Linked DNA regions of Homo sapiens: region 1 is linked to region 2. The links are chromatin loops, found by intact Hi-C in ENCODE. Cell type or tissue: PC-9. All regions are shown on one strand.

Evidence for each region. Hi-C counts contacts between places; a loop is a spot of excess contacts. Peaks named below come from ENCODE experiments on the same cell type or tissue, not always from the same donor. Only the 100,000 strongest peaks of a DNase experiment are listed, where the experiment ranks them.
Region 1: it touches region 2 in a loop (13-fold over the local background); 4 of 110 quality-filtered maps call a loop at or near these places.

The regions. Positions count from the first base shown.
Region 1 is chr4:15,689,257-15,691,756 of GRCh38, reverse strand. It overlaps FAM200B (family with sequence similarity 200 member B), which reads right to left. Exons shown (of 2, transcript NM_001145191.2): 2 at 1,310-2,500. Among named protein-coding and RNA genes, the nearest start is that of FAM200B, 8.7 kb to the right of the region's middle. In PC-9, no CTCF peak of the experiment used is centred here; a DNase peak (open chromatin) is centred at 1,176; H3K27ac peaks cover 2,500 bases.
Region 2 is chr4:15,773,335-15,775,834 of GRCh38, reverse strand. It overlaps a transcript of BST1 not described here. Among named protein-coding and RNA genes, the nearest start is that of CD38, 3.7 kb to the left of the region's middle. RefSeq lists an enhancer at 1,007-2,206. In PC-9, no CTCF peak of the experiment used is centred here; a DNase peak (open chromatin) is centred at 1,534; H3K27ac peaks cover 1,083 bases.

The sequences.
Region 1 (2,500 bases), 84 kb after region 2:
GCACAAAAGATTACAGTATTCAGATACACAGAGCTCTTTGAAGAGGCATGTGACTCACAAACCCCCTCAACCAATCTCAGCAGAAGCCCCAACTAGAGATAGGATTATTCAGGAAACATCTGTTGAGAAGCCTCTTTCAATGGAGTGAATCCCTATGACTCACAATGTTTTGTTTACCAATAGAAACACTGTCAAATTGGACTAAAACGGACAGAGTGGTTGAAATGAAAGAAGGCAACCGAGTTCCCTAAATTCTACTAGCAGGAAATGGGCTAATAAAACTATTTAGTAGCAGACATGTGGTACTCCTCATCCAAAAAGATGGCTCTGAGGGTGGAGCCCCAGGTACAGAGGGCAGGTGCAGGAGCCACAGCTATTCCCAGGCTTAGTAACCTAATGCAGTTTGTCCATGGGACTTTGAAAGGAATTGGCTGGTGTCTTCTTTTTGGCTTTTTCTCCCTTTTTGAATGGGAACATCTATGAATGTTACCCTATTTCTGTCCCACTACTGTTGTAGAGCACAGAACTTGCTTTCTAGTTTCATAGGTCCTTAGATAAAAAATTTTGCCCCAGAGTAGATTATACTCAGAGCTGCACCCATATCTAATTTAGATATGAGATTTGGGACTTTTTAGTTGATGAAACTTAGATGAGATTTGGACTTGAGTTGATGCTATAATGGGTTGAGATTTATGGGGACCCTAGGAGGGGTGAATGTATTTTTCACATGGGATGGATGAGTCTTTGGGGACCAGAGGGTGCTACAGTAGGCTTAATAATGGCCTCCCCAAAGATGTCTACATCCTACTGCCTGAAACCCATGAATGTTACCTTACATGGTAAAAGAGATTTTACAGAGGAGACACACAGAAACACACAAACCTCTGGATCAGAGACACAATTTCTTATTCATAGCAAAAACAGCAGCCAGAGTAGCATTGTATGTGTTCCCCATGCTCCAATTCCTATAACGTAATACAGTAAGGGCCAGGTGTTACCTCTGCATGGAGTGGGTTGCACTACAGAAGAGGAGCCCCAAATTTTAAGTCTCTAGGCTTTTATGGGGCTGCTGACATGTCTGCCTATCTTCTCCAGAGAGATTACTCATTATTTCTGGAATGTAGGCAAATTCCCCTCCTGGCGTGAGAAAAGAGAAGGCTTTATCTTTACTTCCCTGGGATGTCTCTAGGGGAGGTGCTATCTCTAGCGTCACTATCCTGGAATGTTTCCTTTACACATTCTTAATTTGGATGTGAACACGGTCAAACGGGATTCAGACTGTGCAGAAATATGAGCTATTCACAGGGAATTGTTTTTCAACACTTTATTTCAAGCATTAAAAAAAAAGAAAAAATCAATTACCTTCAATAGAACAGAAAATCTGAAAAATTAAATAAGGCTAGGCATGGTAGCAGATGGAAAGGAATTACTATCCTGTATGATTTTAATGACAATGACCATGCCAAATAATATCACCCAGTGGGATAAGGGAGTACACAGAAAGGCAGAAGTTGAAATTAGTTTGAAGACTACATTGTATATTACACAATATACATTGCTTAAGCATCAGCAACGTGAAGCAACATCAATGCCGTTTCTGGATGGTTACAGCAGTTATGTCAAAATTAGATTTTTAAAAGTAAAAAGGCAAAGAAATTTGCCACATATTTAATAATTACTCTTGGGAATGACTGCAAATTAGAGATGTTAGGTATTATTGATTCATTTATTCTTTAGCAAATGTGTATTGAACACATACTATGTATCAGGCAAATGGATATCACCTCCCCTACTATGGAAGAATAACAGTAATCAGATAATTAAAAATTATATACTCCAGGGTGGCAGAATGACAATCAGTAATCAAAATTATTACAAATTATATACTACAAGGAAAACAAAGAAATAAAGGAATAATGGAGGATTTACCCTAGGGTGGTTAGAAAAGGTTTTTTTAGGGAAGTAACATTTAATTTTCTCGAGACAGGGTTTCACTCTGTTGCTCAGGCTGGACTGCAGTGGTGCAATCATAGATGACTGCAACTTCAAACTCCTGAGGTCAAGCGACCCTCCTGCCACAGCCTCCTGAGTAGCTGGGACTATAGGTGTGCACCACCACACCTGACTTATTTTTAAAATATTTTTAGTAGAAATAAGGTCTCACTATGTTGCCCAGGATGGTCTTGAACTCCTGGGCTCAACAGAGCCTTCTGCCATGGCCTGCCAAAGTGCGGGGATTACAGGTCTGAGCCACCATGCCCAGTGAGGGGAAAGTAACATTTAATTCAGACTTACCCTAAGAATTTAAAATAGTGACCAGAGTGTCTTTTAAAACCTAGCTCAGATCATTTCTCTCCTTCGCTTAAACCCTTCAACTGTTCTCTAGTCCACTGACAAAAGCCAGAGGCCCAATAATGGTCTACAGAACCCTTCATGGTTTGGTTCCCCAGTACTTCCCTGACCTTCCTTCTTACTACTCTTTCCATAGCACTTAATAGCT
Region 2 (2,500 bases):
ACTTGATCTGGCATATTATTTTAAAGGATCAATCTGGCTTTGGTATTAAGAATAAATTGTAGGAGGATAAGGATGGAGAACAGTTACAATGGCTGTAGTAGCAGTAATGAAGGTGGCAAAGAAAAAAAAAGATGGATTCTGAATAGAGTTTGAAGGTAGCAGCAGCAGGATTTGCTGATGAATTGGATGTAGCATTTGCAAGAAAGAGATGAGTCAAAGATGATGCCAAGATTTTTTATTTGTGTAACTGACCAAAGGAAGGAAAGCACTGCAATCTACAGTGATGGGAAAACGGGAGGTGAAGTAGATTTGGTCTTGGGAAGAGGCATGAATCAAGAATTTGGTTTTTGATGTGCTAAGTTTGAGATGTCTATTAGACCCCCAACAGGAGGCATCAAGGAGCCACTTGGGTATAAGCTTCTGGAGTTTGGGCAAGGGATTAATGCTGGAGACACTAATAAGGGAGACCTTAGATATGGACAGTTCTTAAAGCCAAGAGTGTATATATAAGATCATGTGAAGAGTGTGTGCAGAAACAGAAGAGTTTCAGAGTCTCAGCCATGGGCTACTCCTGTGACAGAGGCCAGAAAGATGAGAGAGCTTCAGCAAAGAGAACTGGGAAGGATGATCCCTGAGACAAGAGGAAGGGTGCCCTGAAAGTTATTGATGATAGTGACAAGAGGAATCATTTTAGAGGAAAGATGAGGACAAAGCCCACCCACAGCAGGTTTAGGAGAGTATGTGAGAAGATAAGTGATATCAGTAAGTTAGCTGGGGTTTGCGTGTGTGTGGAGAGCTTTTCTGTAAAATGAAATCGAGAAATAAAGCCATAGCTAGAGGATGCTGGGCAGTCAGGAGAGAATATTTTGTTCTAAGTTGAGATTATCACAGTATGTTTGTAGGATGCTGGGATGACCCAGTAGGCAGGCGACAATTGGCAATTGCTCCAGTAATTTCCCTTGACCTGCTGAGCTCAAGCGATCATCCTGCCTCAGTCTCCCGAGTAGCTGGGACTACAGGCACGCACCACCATGGGCCTGGTTAATTTTTTGCAGTTATTTATTTATTTATTTTTGTAGAGGCAGGGTTTCACCATGTTGCCCAAGCTGGTCTTGAACTCCTGGACTCATATATTGGTGAGAGGTATCCGAAGCACAGGTGAGAGTGTGGGTAGGAGCTCCACCACCTCACAGAAGAAAGATGGAAAACACAGCTTTGGGGGTTGGGAGGTTCATGGATTTGGTGATGATGATGTGGATGTACTTTTCTGCTGCTTTTCAGTGAAATGAGAAGAAAAGGTCATCTTCTGAGAGTTGGTGGGGTGCTGGTAGACCTGGAAGGAGACCAGGAGAGCAAATGGACTGTGGGTTCTCAGGGTATCATCAAGTGGTCAGGAATTTTTTAAAAGGTCGGTTAGTAGGTTGCGTTCTTTTGCCCAGCCACTCCCCACTGTTTAAACAGAAGGGTGAAAGTGAGCAGAGTTGGATTTGACAGGGTTGGGGTTTGCTGTGTGTATTTGTGTTCTAGGGTTGCCATAACAAAGTGCCACAATGGGGTGGCTTAAGCAACAGAAATGTATTGACTCACAGGTCTGGAGGCTAGAAGTCCAAGATCAAGGCGTCACCAGGCTGATTTCTTCTGAGGCCTCTCTCCTTGGCTTGTAAGTGGCTGTCTTCTCACTCTGTCTGCACGTGGTCTTCCCGGTGAACTCCTCTGTGTCCAATTTTCCTGTTTTTATAAGAACACCAGTCATAGTGAATTTGAGCTCACTTTAATTACCCCATTTTAACTTAATTACCTTTTTGAAGCTATTACCCTATCTTCAAATACAGCCACATTCTAAGGTACTGAGGGTTAGGATTTCAACATATGAATTTGGGGTGTACACCATTCAGCCCCTAACACCAGTAAATATAACGGAGAAAAAAACGTCAGGGAAGTAGAAACTTTAAGCAAGAATGGGTTTTGTTTTTGGTTTTTATGGGTTGTTTTGTTTTTGGTTTTTGTTTGTTTGTTTTTGTTTTGTTTTGTTTTGTTTGAGACAGGCTCTTGCTCTGTCACCCAGGCTCTGGATGCAGTGCTGAGCCCGTGGCTCACTGCAGCCTTAACCTCCTGGGCTCAAGCGATCCTCCTGCCTCAGTCTCCTGAGTAGCTGGGGCTGCAGATGTGCACTACCACAACTTATTGGATTTTTTTTGTAGAGATGGGGTTTCGCCATGTTGCCCAGGCTGATTTCAAACTCCTGGATTCAGGCCATCCACTCTCCTCAAGGATGGGATTTTAATAATGGTCCATAACATCTAAGTCCCACAGAAACTGAAGTGGGGGCAAAAGAAGGGTGAGAGATCACGAAAAGATGAGAGAGCTCATGGCTGGGAGGTCCTGAAGGGACCAAAGAGTTGTTAGAAAAGACAACATTTGCATTTGAGTGCTTTCATAGGCAATGCAGACTCATTCTGTCCAAAACTAAACTTTTAATCTTTCTCTGTCAAACCAGCTC